Linked DNA regions of Homo sapiens: region 2 is linked to region 1. Evidence: chromatin loops called from intact Hi-C (ENCODE). Cell type or tissue: PC-9. All regions are shown on one strand. Links, peaks and the distances in the headings refer to the core of each region. The heading gives the core; the rest is flanking DNA.

Evidence for each region. Hi-C counts contacts between places; a loop is a spot of excess contacts. Peaks named below come from ENCODE experiments on the same cell type or tissue, not always from the same donor. Only the 100,000 strongest peaks of a DNase experiment are listed, where the experiment ranks them.
Region 2: it touches region 1 in a loop (6-fold over the local background); 1 of 110 quality-filtered maps calls a loop at or near these places.

What each region holds. Positions count from the first base shown.
Region 1 is chr12:47,267,484-47,275,457 of GRCh38, reverse strand. No RefSeq gene overlaps it. Among named protein-coding and RNA genes, the nearest start is that of PCED1B-AS1, 55 kb to the right of the region's middle. RefSeq lists enhancers at 3,463-4,662, 7,003-7,052. In PC-9, for the core only: no CTCF peak of the experiment used is centred there; a DNase peak (open chromatin) is centred at 4,007; H3K4me3 peaks cover 972 bases; H3K27ac peaks cover 2,500 bases.
Region 2 is chr12:46,954,861-46,962,834 of GRCh38, reverse strand. It overlaps LOC124902925 (a long non-coding RNA gene), which reads left to right and starts at 961. Exons shown (of 2, transcript XR_007063287.1): 1 at 961-1,002; 2 at 5,793-6,172. In PC-9, for the core only: no CTCF peak of the experiment used is centred there; a DNase peak (open chromatin) is centred at 3,184; H3K27ac peaks cover 1,773 bases.

The DNA of each region.
Region 1 (7,974 bases), core at 2,839-5,338:
CTACTCAGGGAGGCTGAGGCAGAAGAATTGCTTTAACCCAGGAAGCAGAGGTTACAGTGAACTGAGATCGTACTAGGCAACAGAGTGAGACTCCATCTCAAAAAAAAACGAAAAACAAAAAACAAAATTAAAAAAAATTATCAAAAATCAATGAGAAAACTTGATTAGTAATTAACTCTTTCTGCCACCAAAATGTCAGGGGTATAGTCTATGTCCCATTGCTCGCTACACAGAAAGCCAATCACTGATACAATGAGTATTGCCAGGGAAGAAAGGTTTTATTTAGGTGACGTGAGCCAGGGAGATGGGAAATAAGTCTCAAATCCGTCTCTCCAACTGACTAAAGTTGGGGATTTATATATCAGGGAAGGAATGTAACTATGAGCAGGAAAACAGAAATCAGGGAGGAGTAAGGAAGAGGTGATGGTCAATAGGAAGCACGCAGTCAGTTTGGGAATCATGATGGGTGAGGGATCTGGCATCTCATTGTCTGGATGCAGTGATCTGGTGAGTTTCAGTTCCTTGATACTATCTGAGAAGGCCTGATGATGATTTCCTGAGAAAGGAACTCAGATTGTAAGTTTCAAGCTTTAAGACCAGGAGGGTCAATTTCTATGTTTATTTTAAAAGACTGAAAACATCAGTTCTATGGGAAAATTAGACTGGTTTCATTTCTACTGCACACAAATGTTTCTCCCAGATACATATGTTAGGAAAGTCAGTATAAATCCCAACTTGTGTATGAAGTAATATACCTTCTGCAAGAAAGTCTCTCCTTTAAGTAATGGAAACTTAGACAATGTAGAAACCTAAGCCTAAAATAGCATTTATATTCTTTGGAAGCACTTGTCATCTGTGATGTGATATACAATATATTTCCGTACCTTTGCCTAGAAAGTTGGCCAGAACCCATTTAAATGTTGTTGGTTTAAAAAACGAAATGACAGGCTGGGTGTGGTGGCTCACGCCTATAATCCCGGAACTTTGGGAGGCCGAGGCAGGCAGTTCACCTGAGATTGGGACTTCGAGACCAGCCTGACCAACATGGAGAAACTCCATCTCTACTAAAAATACAAAATTAGCTGGGCGTGGTGATGCATGCCTATAATCCCAGCTACTAGGGAGGCTGAGGCAGGAGAATTGCTTGAACCCAGGAGGCAGAGGTTGCGGTGAGCCGAGATCACACCATTGCACTCCAGCCTGGACAGCAAGAGCGAAACTGCGTCTCAAAAAAAAAAAAAAAAAAAAAAAAAAAAAGATAGACTTATTTTTCACATTGAAACCCTTCAAGTTCTGCAGCAAGGAGAAATCCAAAATAGCTTGCCTAGGGGGCATCGAAATGCCAATACCCAATGGAAGAAAATATCTCATCAAGAAAAAGGTCAAGTTAAACCAGGAAAATGGGAGATGGAATCTAATTACCGTCTCCTAACTCAACATTTAATCATTAGGTAAGTACCATAAGAGAAGATAATGGATGAAAAGGAACATCATAAAGAGAAAGAATCAAAATTACCAAAAATTGTTTAAGAAAGAGAATGACTAGAATCATCCTTTAGGATCCACACCACGAATCAGGTGGCATCATAGTGCACATTATAATGAAATGCAGTTACTTCTCATGATTAAAGGACTTGGAGTGGGGACCCAGACATACTACTTTCTCCAACTTCATTTCATTTTAAGACACAATTTTCTTCCATCATCATTAAACATTTAAGAAATTATTGTGTGTTTTATAATAAGAGAGGTCAGAATGTCTACCTGCTGGCACACTGAGGCTTTTCCTTCTACTTCGGCTGCTATTGTTCTTTTCTTTTCTTTGAAAAAAGACCTGTTCTGTTTCCTTTGGCAATCATTCCTGTACTGTCCTAGGTTTGGCATGCTTCCTGTGACTCCGGCCTGTCTAAAGCGATTCCAGAGGGCAGATCAGTCTTACACTCTCTTCCCCACTTTTCTCAGCTCCTCGAGGACAGCCTGAGTATGTTATGGCTTTCGACAGACAGAGATGTCAATCAAACAGCTCAGCCACCTAGGCTCTCCTCTCATTATTAGGGATGTTTTCCCTCCAGAATCCTCACTCTTATCTTGCTGTGTCTCAGGCAACAGTGATGCCATCTTTTCCACCAAGAAGTCATACACTGAACCTTGAGTTTTTCCCTGAAGTCTCTTTTTTTCTCAGAATTGTTTTATGTTCTTTTGAGTAGCCTTGAATAACAGCAGCATGTGTACCTGTTGATTGTGCTGTCTTTATGGGGCTTCTCCTTGGAGCTCCTTTTGAGCTTAACAGAGAGTCTCTATATAGAAAGAATCACTGTGCACAGAAAGATACACTGGCTGGCACCATGAAGAGCTCTGTGAAAAAGCAGCCTTTATTTTTGTTCAGTGAGATTAATCTGATTAATTCTAACGCTATTATGTTTAAAAACAGCTCATCAAGAAGACAAGCAGAATGATGTACGTTTGATGGCATTTTGGAGTTGCAAAACATATTCACAACACTCCCAGGAAACTGAAGCTCAGAAAGCAGTCCTATCTCCAAATTGCTAGATTTTTCACTACATTGGACCATATAGAGGTCCTTTCCTCCTCAGAGAGTTCTCAGTGAGCACTCTTGTTTATTTCTCTCTGCCTAGGTGTGGTTATTAATTAATTAATTAGTTCAATGATTTGCTAATTTATTCATTCAATACCAGCTCCCAAAGCCCCCTGTTCATTCCCAAAAGGATTTAGGGTGGACGGTTATTATTCATGAAGAAAAACAAAAGGACAATCTTGTTACTCAGCATTTTCTTCACAGAATCCTCTGTCTCAGTGCTGGGTATCTGCTCCTTATCTCTGCCAGCCAAAGAGCAGAGCCTGTTCTTTGGCAATTGCCTTTGCCTTTCTCTTCTGGGCAGCTTTGAAGTATCTGGTTAGAACAGTGCCTGGATGCCTCTCCCACTTCTACTGCTTCACTCTGAAGATAAATGGTTTGTAAGTATCTCCTTTGAGCTGAAAGCCCCCATGTGCAAAACATCTTATAAAGAAAAAGAAATTTCAAGCAGCTTCCCACTGGCTTTCCCTAGAAACGATTAAGTGTCCGTGCATTTAAAATGAATCTACATGATGGCAGGATGTGACACTGGCTGGGTCCATCAGAGCTTGTTCACAGAAACGACTGATACGTAGAAATTTCTCCATACATTCCCCACGAAGCACGCACTTGTTTTTCATGTATACTAACCCTGGAATGACTGCTTTTACAGAAATATATGGCCTTCTTTACCCAGCCTCTTTCAATTGCCATTGTGAGTTCTAAATTCCTCCTGCCTGAGATCTAACTGTGCCATACAGCTTTTTTTCATTTCCCTCATCTGCTCAGGAAAATGCTCCTAGTGTTTCTAGGGAACTTTTCTGATTAGAAGGATTCAAACAAAGAAAATGGCTCAGTTGATAAACATGACCATCTTCCACTTCAAAATGGACATACTCTTTGCCATATGTCGGGAATTATGGAGAGATTCTTTATCATCCCATTATACTCAGCTGTTGTTTACTTTTTGTGAATCGAATGTTGACAATTATAGTCTGAGGTTTTTTTTAACAGCATATGCTGAACATGATAAAATATTTAGAACAACTTACTTTGGACTTATAATTATGCTACATCTTTCAGCCCTTTTATGACTAAATTAGAACATTTAGTAATGTTTGGTGACAACTCCCACACTTTGTAAGCACCACAGAAAAAATATAATTTATTTAATTGGTTTTCATTTGGAAGGGAAATAACCCCATTTCAAGCATCTCAGTGTTAGAAAAGACACTGTATATTCCCCACAAAAATACACAGATGCTCATACATTTGGGGAATTAACATATATCTTCCACAAGGAAACTTAGGAAGGTTATTTCATCATTAATTTACAGCCATTCCTTTTACCTACATATTTTTGCAGAATCACTATTAGTCACCTCCTCTTTCCATCACGTATTCTTTACAGAAGCCCTGAACTTCAGACAGAGACGAGGCTGTTAAATTCTTGTGGGTTTCCAGTGCCACCACAGACAGACTAAATGGCATAATTCATTCAGTAAGTATTTAAGGAGTGCCTACCCTATGCCAGGTCTGTGCTGGGCACTGGGATTCTGAGATGAACTAAATATGGTCCTTTCTTCAAAGTGTTCATAACTTAAAGGCAGAGACAAAGAAGAAAATGCACAATTAAAATTCTGTAGAGAAGAGGGGACTCAGAAGGGCATCTAACTTGGCCAGGATGAGAGAATAGGGGTGAAGCAGGGCAACTGAGAAATATTACCAAGAGTAAGTGACTCTTGAGTGGGTAAAGGGGAGAGAGGAGCTTCATGCAGCGATACCCCCCATTCAAAGGCATGAAGGCAGGAGAAGGCTCCCCTGAGTCAGTGGTAGCCATTAGTTCGGGGTTGGGGAAAAGAGGTGAAGAGATTCAGACTAAGAAGTTAGGTACAGAATAGATGGTGCTGGGCTTTGCACTTGAGCTTCACACTGAAGGCAGTAGGGAGCCCATGAAAGATTCTGCATTTTCTCTGGTTTGTGATCCAGGAGGGGTAGACAGGAGCTGGACAGAGGGCAGTCTATGCCAGATAAACCTGGACCAGGATCAAGGCAGAGCATTGCAGAGGAAAGGACAGATATGAGTAGCCATTTAAGGTGAATCAAATATGTTTTGTTTTGTTTGTTTGTTTGTTTGAGACGGAGTCTCGCTCTGTCGCCCAGGCTGGAGTGCAGTGCGTGATCTTGGCTCATTGCAAGCTCTGCCTCCCGGGTTCACGCCATTCTCCCTCCTCAGCCTCCCGAGTAGCTGGGATTACAGGCACCCGCCACCACGCTTGGCTAATTTTGTTTTTGTATTTTTAGTAGAAATGGGGTTTCACTGTGTTAGCCAGGATGTTCTCGATCTCCTGACCTCGTGATCTGCCCGCCTGGGCCTCCCAAAGTGCTGGGATTACAGGCGTGAGCCACCGCGCCTGGCCGATCAAATATGTTTTAAATGTAGATAATCTTACTTGCAGGGAAGCCCAGGCAGAAAAACTGGAGAAAAGAAAAACATGCCTCATTCCCTTCCTATGACATCCTGTTGTGTCTGAGCTTTATTACTACAAGGTGGGGACACAGACTTTTCTAATGATAGTGGGCTATTTAGCACTTAACTTTAATCAGACCTGGTGCTGAGGCACTTTACATGGAAGGGGATCAGAATATGCCACCCCAAAATATGCCACTTTAGTGTAAGGATTATTTTCAGCTGGAAGCAATTGAGAATCAACAGATGCAGAAAGAGTTCTTTCCTCTCCCCTTATCTGACTAAAAGCAGGGCACAAATTTGCCTTTGTGAAGGTGTTTCCTCTGTGCCAGTAAGGGAAGAACAACCCATCACCAGAGTCTAACCACTTCTTTGAGTTTCACTCCTTTTTTGTGAACTCCTGTGCATGTAAATATTAATAAAAATTTTGTGTCTGCTCTTTTGTTAGTCTGTCTTTTGTTAGGTTAATTTGCACGCCCCCAGCAAAAGAAGAGAGTAGAGGAAAAATTTTTCCTCCCCAACAACATACATCATCTCACTGAACCCTTATCCCTCTTAGTGCGGAAGGTACATACCCCATTTTTTAGATCCAAAAACAAAACTAAGGGATGTTAAGGGGCTGGTCCAAGGTCACGTAGCTAACAGGTGGCAGAGCTGGGATTTGTACCCATGCCTACACGACCACACAGCCTGAACATCCAGCAACTATCCTGCAATTCCAGTGTGTAGGAAACACAGTCTAACAGAGTTAGCAGACAGGGATTGGAGCAGCGTAAAATCCATATTCTAATTCTAGCCCCATTACTATCAACAAAATATTAATCATGTAAATATTTGTGTTGTTCTTTATAGTTCTGATAATAAAGTCATTGCTTCAGTGGTATGACCTTGAGTAAATCGTGTAACCCATCTGTGTCTTAATGTTTTCCCATGAATCAGCACATGGCTTTTAAATTCTTACTATGTTTTAAGTCCTATTCTAATTGGAAGACTGTAATCTTTTATTTTGTTTGAAATAAAATAGCAATGATTTTCACCCTCTTTGTGAGCCCACAAACAAAACAGTAGATATTTAAATTCTGTGGTTACAAGAAAATAAAACAGAAAGAAGTCCTTTCAGTTCTGCTAAATGCAAAATGAACATATATGCAGGCCAGGTGGGGAAGAGATGGGCTGCATTTTTGTCTTGGGCATTAACCAATGTAACTAAGTGGTCAATTGCTATAATTTGAAACAGGAAGGGAAGCAGAAGAACTCCTGTTGATGCTGTTATTTTAAGTAGGTGCATGGTCTATCCTTATCTGGGTAACTTGACTGTCTCAGGCTTGACTAAGCTGCAAGTTCCAAGTTGGTCATATTAACACTGTTTACCTAATCTCAAAGCTCTGAGTGGTCACCGAGGGAGTCCCTAGGAGAGTCATTGTTGATAGAGAGGGTGAGGAGGGAGTAAACTGTAGTTCCCCAGGCTTTTGGACAAGGCTTTTGTTGAGGGGATTCAGAGAATGGTGGGAGCAGAAGAGAGCCAGTGGAATGGAGACAGAGCTGAGGTGGGGAAGAAAGATGGAGCAAGACATAGCAGCTGCTGGCCAGGCACGGTAGCTCATGACTGTAATCCCAGCACTTTGCGAGGCCAAGGCAGGTGGATCACCTGAGATCAGCAGTCCGAGACCAGCCTGGCCAACATGGTGAAACCCCGTATCTACTAAAAATACAAAAAAACTAGCTGGGCGTGGCGGCGGGCGCCTGTAAACCCAGCTACTTGGGAGGCTGAGACAGGAAGAGGTTGCAGTGAGCCAAGATTGCGCCATTGCACTCCAGCTTGGGCGACAAGAGTGAAACTCCATCGCAAAAAAATAAAACAAACAAACAAAACGACATAGCAGCTGCTGCAGGAGAGAAATTTCAAAAAGTGGTGATGAGACATTTAGAAAGGTTTGGGTGTATGATATGTAAATTTCTCTTTCGTCTACAAACAAAATTGCAACAAAACTCTGCCTGGTTAAATGTTGTGCTGGTTATTTGACTGTTTGCCTCCAGATCCATCCTTTGTGTCTGCTCTGTATGTCTGACTGTTGCAAGCTATGATACCCAGGCTCTCTTGACCACCTGTTTTAGCCTCACTTAACCAGCGAGAGGTACTGTTGGAGATTGGAGGTTGGGAGGAAAGGGGAAGCCAAAGTATTTCTTGTCCTCTTTTTCTGCCATGGGAGGCATATCTGGCAGTAGCTGCCCTCCTCTGTGGCTCCAGCTCTTGCCTGAATATTTCTGTTATAATGCTAGTGTCTATCAAGGGACCCCCAGATCCTTCCTTTGTCTCTCCAGTCTTAAGGGTGGGTGGTGGCTTCCCACTTGCTAATCTTTGGGATGCCTCATCTACCCTAGTGACTATTTTAGCTCCTCTAACACCTTTATAATTAATTCTTCGTATTTAATATCTTCTATTTAATAACCTGATGGGACCCTGATCAATACAGAGGAGACGTACCTTTTTTCCTCTCCTGGTTTCTATAACGAGGGAGTTCTCCAAGCACATGTTTTGTTTCCCTTAGCCCTTTTATTCATCCCACCCCTAGGGCTCTGGAGTGAGTAATTGGATGGTAATTTTGGAAGAATCGCTGAGCATGTTGGGTCAGCTTTGCTGCTTCCTATTAGGAGTGGGCATTCCAAGAATGCACAGTATCTCTCTGTATTGCAAGTCTTGCCTGGGCAGGCCTGCTCTAGCCTAGCAAATGCCTGACTATGGGCAAGTCTGTCTGATTTTAGCCCACTTGACCACCAGACCTAAAACCTAGTCTTCTAGCCTGGCCTCTGCCGGTAACAAAGGTGATCCCCATTTGCTCTACCTTTGTTTTATTTCTTCAACTTGTTCAGGATGCAAGTGAGCAAGAAGAGTGCCATTTATTGTGGCTCCCTCCTTCAGAGACTTTAA
Region 2 (7,974 bases), core at 1,779-4,278, 310 kb after region 1:
CTCTGTTTCACAATTTTTCCCAAGTTCACAGAGAACTGACACACTGTTTTTAGGAGAACCTCATCTTTTTGAGAGATCAGATTTGTCTCATCTAAGAACAAGTCTCAACAGAAAGGTTCGGACTTCTTGAGAGGTCTTCTAATGTCTCAAAGTAGCAAAATGTAATGGGCAAATTCATGTACCTTCAGAATTCATGTAGGTGATAGTCTGATATTTCTTTTTGTTTCCTGAAGACAAATGTCTTTATAAAATATTAACTCATCTATACAAACCTGACTATGTGAAATGAATGTTTAATCTGTAAAATATATTATGAAGAGTATAGCAGCTGCTTCCAATGTTATCGGAGTATAATTGATTTTAATTATTTAGGTATTTCAGGTTTTACTTCCTGGATGATTAGGAGAGAACTAATGTTTGCATGGAGAATGAGTGTGGGCCAAGAAGTAGATAAAGGAAGTGAATGGAGAGCCTTCAATAGTTCTCTAGATTGTGAGAAGCTGCTGAATATTCAATAACGAGGTCAATTCTACCTGTGCAGTGGTCCTGGTTCTGCCCTCTTCTTTCCACTGCCCCCACATAAGTCATCATTACCTCTTGCTGGACTGTTGTGATAGTCATCCACCTGGCCTTCCAGGATCTTTTATGTCCTGTCTTGAATCAATCCTGTATCAATCATTTATCCAAGAAATATGTAACAAACATCTACTTTGTAGGTAGCAGGGTTTTTTTAAAATGCTGTCACAGGGCTCTTTAGAGGGATTTCAAACACTATCACAGGGATCTTTAGAGGGAAAAGGCTTTAAGATACACCCACCCATTCAATTGGCTTTTTTTTTTTTTTTTTTTTTTTTTCTGAGACGGAGTCTTGCTCTGTCACCCAGGCTGGAGGGCAGTGGTGCAATCTCGGCTCACTGCAAGCTCCGCCTCCCGGGTTCACGTCATTCTCCTGCCTCAGCCTCCCAAGTAGCTGGGACTACAGGCGCCTGCCACCACGCCCAGGTAATTTTTTTTTTTTTTTTGTATTTTTTGTAGAGACGGTGTTTCACCATGTTAGCCAGGATGGTCTCGATCTCCTGACCTCATAATCTGCCTGCCTCGGCCTCCCAAAGTGCTTGGATTACAGGCGTGAGCCACTGCGCCCAGCCCTGAATTGACTTTTAAAGAGAATTACCTAATGGGGTGTTCTGTTTCCCAAATTCCCAGTGGGATCTATGAGTAGGAGTGTGTTGTGTGTGTGCGTGTATATGTGTGTGTGTCCCCTCTAGGTAAGGACCTGATACTACTTTGCTTTCTTCTCTGAAGAAGACAAAAATATTTTCAATTATTTATAACACTACACTAGTAAAAGCCTGTGATCCATAAAGAGAAATTCGATATCATTTTGTCCTTCCGATTCCCCATATAACTGCCATCATTTTTCCAGTTAATTCCAAAGGATCTAACGACCTTTTTCCTCACAGAATCTCTTGTCTTTTCAAATTTTATTTTATTTGACATATATTTATGTCCTTTTTCAAAAAACAGCCTTGAGGATGTTTTCAAATATAGATGTATATACATTATTTTGAACAATTTTAAAGTTATTCTGGGATGACTTTTATTTCTCCATGTAAATTTATAAATCTGGAAGGCTTTGTTGTGTGTTTGTGAATAACGACTAGCAGTTTTAAGAATCTTTTTTTGATCTTAAGAGGTTTATTCAATAAGTTGCCTATAATAGATGCCTTAGGAGAAATACTTCATTTGTATTCTAAGATTGCACGTTGCCTTATTTACGTTTGTTGAGAAATGAGAGCTATCTGCTTGGGATCAGCCAAGAAGTACGGTGGAGAGGGCTTAGGTTCTGAAGGAGACTTGGACTTCAATGCAGTGTCAGCCTCTGGCTGGCTCCATGATCTCCTGGGAGAGGCACTTCAGATCTGGGTGCTTTCCTTTCCTCCTCTGTGAAACATCACAGATTGCTGCTAAGGTAGGTGAAACTGCTCTGTGAACCTTGAAATATTCTGTGAGACATGCGCTGCTTAGGAGAAGGGGTGCCTTGAGCCAGTGATGTTCTTGCTAAACTAGTCATCTGTTCCTGATAGTAAAGAAATTGAAGCAAGTAAAGAAATTGAGGCAAGTTCTCCCCACTCCTACTTCTTCCTACCCAGATGAAATAAGTCTCCTTGCAGACATACTCTACAGGTATTGACTACAAGTATTTAATGGCTACAAATATTAAGAAGTGCTTTTTAAAAAGCATTAACATCACCCCTCAATCAATAAATTATTGAAGCTAATTGGTAAATCTGAAGAGACTTTGGTATAAATAGGCAAACATATTTTGGCCACGCTTGGTAATGAATACACCACTTATACCCTGGCCACTTTTTCAAGTCTTGCTTTAAGTTTTGTCCTTTTGCCTTCCACACTTTTTGGCACGATGCTAATAAGAGATATCCACAAGGCAGCCACCAGTATGTAGGATTACTTGATTACTTACCCATACTCGAGAAAATGTGCAAAATATGCAAAAAATCTAAATAAACAGTATTCAACAAAATTGACCTCTTTTTATTTCTTGGAGTTACAATATTCTGGCCTTTCAAGAAAATGGTTATTCAACAGATGAAGGATAACGAACCACTATTACACAGGAATTAAAACCTGCTGGCTAGACAGAAACTCAAGAGAAAATAAAATCTTTCTTTCCAGCTTTAGAATTGAATCCATGCATTGATCTAACCACAGACTTTCCCAAAGACCTGTGAAGTTTATTAATGAAAAATCAGATTGTGGGAATAGTAAGAATTTTTTTTAGACAATGTATACTGCTCTATCTCCATGCTACTTCTCATATTTAAAAGTCATTACATTAATTGTTATTTTTATGTTTCAGCATGTGCAGGTCAACATAATCTTTTTAAATATAATGTCAGGTGAAGTTGTTTTCTTTAAAAATTGACTGGCACATGTTTCCACCTACTTGTTTACTTCTGTCTTCTTTCCTCAGTGGGGTGATGTGTTATCTGGGGACATTTTGGTCACCGTCAATTCTTTTTCCTTTTTGTCACTCTAACTGCCTGCTTGAATTTCACAAGCTGCTGACTCAGACCACTATCATCTTCCTTGAAGTCTAGCCTTTGCCAACAAGCCCAGCTTGGCTATTTTTATAAGCCATGTCAACCAGTTGTTTGAATGGATCAGCCCATTCCATCATAGGAATTGACCTGGTTACTCCATAGGCACAAGGAGATGAGAAGGGAGGGGGAATGGGTGAGAAAAGGAACCTAAGCTGAGCAATGCAGAAGCCATTGAATTGTGACTTCCAAGAACTTAAAAATCACTGATTAGTCAGCCACTCGTTGGAGGAAAAAAGTAAGATAAGACTTTAATCCCTGAGGACTTATTTCTAGTATTTGTTCTATAGGAAGAAATAGAAGTGCCATAGTTTTCAGTCTCTCTTTCAGTCATCCCTTTTCTCTCTTATTCCTCTATTTATTCATGCCAATCACGGTGTTGAGAGCTAATGAAGAGTTGAGGTGGGGCAGAGGTGAGGGTGATTCAAACGTAAATGAACATAAGTCCTGCTCTTCAGGACATTCCCCACCTGTAAAGGAATGAAACACACACAAATATAAATTGCCATGATGGGCAGGTTACCACTGTCCTTACTGCCAGCACTGCCCCAGCCCTGGTTGTCCCTCTGTTCCATGAGCCCTTTTTCTGTAAAATGCTTGAAGATCCCATGTCTCCCACAGTTCTGGACACACAGCAAATGAGCAAAAGAGCTGCTTGTGTTTCATTGGTTTAGTAACACTCCATTTCTTTTCTCTGATTATTAAATGAATTTGCATATATTTAGTTGGCCTATGAGATATTAGACCTGGAAATGTTACAAAGTAATTTTACCTGAATTTAGTAGATTTAATATTTTAAAAAATGTCCCCATCTTCCACCCCCAAATTAATCATTTTAGTAGTCAGGGACAACTGTTATATAACACAGTCTTCTTAGCTGCTCAAAGGTCAACAGTTAATGATTGATAGATCAGGAGCATCTCTGAATTTTGAAATCATGGAGTGTGATCCACATGGGTGCTATGATTCAGATGACCTGCACCCCTAGGCCTCTTTATTTTAAAAATATACTTTTACTTCAAATAAACATACTGCTCTTTTAAGTTCTTTGTCTTATTAAGACAATATTAACATAAGTTACCAAGCTGTACGAAGCTTATGTTGACTTCACATTTGAAAATTTGACATTAACTTGAGCATTTAACAATTCAAAACATTTTCTGGTCACATGCAAAAAGTTAAATTGGGGTGACAAATTCTAATGAAATAAAGACAATTCACAAAGGTTCCTGTCACAATTTTTTCTTGAGAGCAAGGGCACTGCATAGTTGAATTTCTTGGCTCTAAAGATGAACACGGTGTGATAGCTATGGAATTGGATAAGCCAAGAAAGCCTAGGGGTTAAATAGAAAATCTTGTGGGTCACGAGTTCTTTGAAATAAACCATTCTATAAAGGAACAAGGGTTTACTTATTATCCATGTGCACAAAGCTGCCAGGAAGAAGTGTTACGGTCATTTATTCCTGTAAATCCCCACAGTGATGGATTTTCCATCAGGTTGACAGATTGCTTTTTTCTCTCTCTCCAACTAAGACACAGGCACATCCTCTTCCACTTGTAGGATGGGGCCATTATCCATCTGTGAAGCTGGGCCTCACAAGGTCTTACTGAAATAGGAATAACTGTCAAATGAAATGTTTGAAGGATTCCTTCAGAAAAAACAAATGGTAGCAGTGTTATCCTCTCCTGAGGCTGGTTGAGAGGCAGTGAAGCAGGTGTGTTTTGAGGGGCACAGATAGGGCGGGGCCTGAAGAGGGCTGGCTGGCCATCCAGAGAGGTCCTCACGAAGAGATGTTTTTCTCAGTGAGCCTGTCCACTGCTTTCCAGGGGGATGACCTTAGACTTGTAAGCTCTTGTCTTAGTTCATTTGGGCTACTATAACAAATTATCATTAACTGAGTAGCTTATAAACAACATTTATTTCTCACAGTTCTGGAGGCTGGAAAGTCTAAGATCAAGGTGCCAGCAGATTCAGTGTCTGGTGAGGGCCCATTTTCTCATTCACAGATGATGATGCCTTCTTGCTGCATCCTCCCATGGTGGAAGGGGCTAGCTAGCTCTCTGGGGCCTCTTTTCTTAAACGCACCATTCACATGCATGAGGGATCTGTCCTCATAATCTAATCACCTCCCCAAAGCCCCATCTCTCAATACTATCCCATTGGAGGTTTGGTTCCAACATATAAATTTTGGGAGACACCAGCATGATGTGGATGATAGCAGCTCTGAAACTCATCGTAACCCAACATTCTTTGGACTTAAAGATGAGACCTTTAGCTAACAAAACTTACCATGAGGTAGAAACACAGAATTCCAGTGTATTAGATTTTAAAGGGAAATGTGACTGTCAAGGAGATCTCACATTTAGGTCAGTCTGATCAGTGCAAAGTACCTGAGACATTTACTTTGGGGAATCAGGAGAGTTGGTTATGTGAAAAGAATGTGCAACAAACATCAACTCTGGCAGTGTGATGTATCCATCACTATAATAAGAATATGCTGGCCAGGGAGCCTGGGTAAATCCACTTCTTGTTGCATGACTTGGACACACACAATTCAAGTTTGCTTGCAATCTTAATGTGACTTTAAATATCTCTCTTTACTCCAAATTATGCTGGACTTACGTCATAGCTTAACTCTCAAAGAGCATTCTCACTTTCCTTATTTCTAGGTTTTAAGGACCATCCCTGTCTCACCTCCATGGACTGTCTACAATATGCATGGTCAAAAAGTAGACCCGTTCTGCAACCGGACAGCAGAGAAATGTGTCTGTGATACCCACACAGTCAAGAGGCACACTTAAAATAGCATCAGACCCTAAAAAAAGATAGGAAATGACCACAGACCAGTGGGCCAGACAGCACATGTATCCTCTGTCCAGGACCCATGGCCACTGTTGGCAGGCCTACCACTGAGGCAAATCCTACTAGGAGGTGGAAGTCATGAAAAGAGTTTTTCCACATTCCTTTCTGTGATCTACAGTAAAAACCTCAGGGAGATATTGAATCATCTGCTGTTTTTTACAACCCCAATTAAACAAAATTTTCTGCACCTCCTTCTCCTTCCGCATTCTTCCCCCCACCCAGTTTCCTTCTTCCCCCTTTTCGTCAATGGAGTGGTGTGGAGGAGGGTAACTGAAGCTAGGTTGGGGATTTGTTCCCAGACCACAGGAATTAGAAACAATTTAAACAAATGTTTAAATTATCAGGATCCTCTTTGTTTCTAGCTTAACTAAGAATTGCAAACGGTATCTATGAAATTTCTCTTTTTCACTTCCCATGTGCTGTTTCCAATGCAGTTTCATGAAGACACATACACAAAATCTTCTAAAATCCTTGTCTTTTCACATCACACCAAACAGTAATACTGTTGATTACACAGGTAAAACTTGCCTCAAAAGATGTTTTGTAGTCGATATACATTAAACCAAAGCAGAGTATTTTGGGGACCCTTAACACCTAATTTTTTTTTTTTTGTTAATCAACACTTTCATGTTTTCTTGAAGCTAATATCAGTTTAGGTGCTTATCACTGTGCAAGGCAATATGATTCTAATCAAGCCAGCAAACGTAACTAAGAAGGCCTGCTGCCTGTTGCTAGAGGGCTCGGAGGGCCTTCAGATGCCAGTGAGACCCCAGCCTCAGCTGGTGTCCTGGTTCAAAAGAATTCGGGGATGAGTCCGAATGATGCGAAAGGCAAGAAGCTTTGATTCCAAAAATGAAAGTACACAGTTGAGAGAGAAGTGCAGGCGTGCTGACGAGAACAAATCACACACAATTAAGTTTAGGTTTTTAATTTTATGGGTGTTTCTTTAATTAGGGGGTGGAATAATCATTCTGGAAAAGGAGAGGATTTCGGGGACCCTTGTTACCATCCCCTTTTTCTCTTTTTCGGGTTTGCCAGAAAGAGTCATAGATATGTCAACCTGACCAGGATTTTGGCCATTTGTTGTCCCTTCTTTTGGGTTTTCCATCAGCCCATGGTTTATTTGCCTAGTTATTGTTTTAGCTGTGGTTGGGGGTTTTCTATCCTCCTGTGCCTGCCCAGTGCTATTCCTATTTCAGACCCATCAAGTGCATTATGAAAGCAATATTTGCATACATTTGGAAATACTAAGGTCTCATCTCCAAATTATTGAAATCCATAATTTCAGATCAATCAAACTAAATAGTCATACCCTAGGAAGTTCTGTCTCATAAGAATAAAGCAAATGTGGCACATATACACCATGGAATACTATGCAGCCATAACAAAGGATAAGTTCATATCCTTTGCAGGGACTTGGATGCAGCTGGAAACCATCACTCTCAGCAAACTAATACAGGAACAGAAAACCAGACACCACATGTTCTCACTCATAAGTAGGAGTTGGACAATGAGAACACATGGACACAGGGAGGGCAACATCACACACCGGGACCTGTCAGGGGGTGGGGGGCTAGGGAAGGGATAGCATTAGGAGAAATGCCTAATATAGATGACGGGTTGATGGGCGCAGCAAACCACCATGGCATATGAATACCTGTGTAACAAACCTGCACATTCTGCACATGTATCACAGAACTTAAAGTATATATATAGCATCATTGAGTATTTTCATATTGCAATGTATGCTATTTGTTTGTTTGTTTTAATTTCAAAATAGAAATCTAAGCAATGTCTTTCAGAGATCAGCTACTAAGGAAAATGCAACATCATCTTATGCCTGCTCCTTTGTATTTATTTTAAAACAAGTTAATCTATGAAAACATCTATTTTGAAGAGAACTTTAGAGAACTTAGGCTATTTTTTAAACTATCTAGCCTATAAATTCCCCAAGAGTGAACACTTGTCTGCCTCTGACCACTCAGTTAT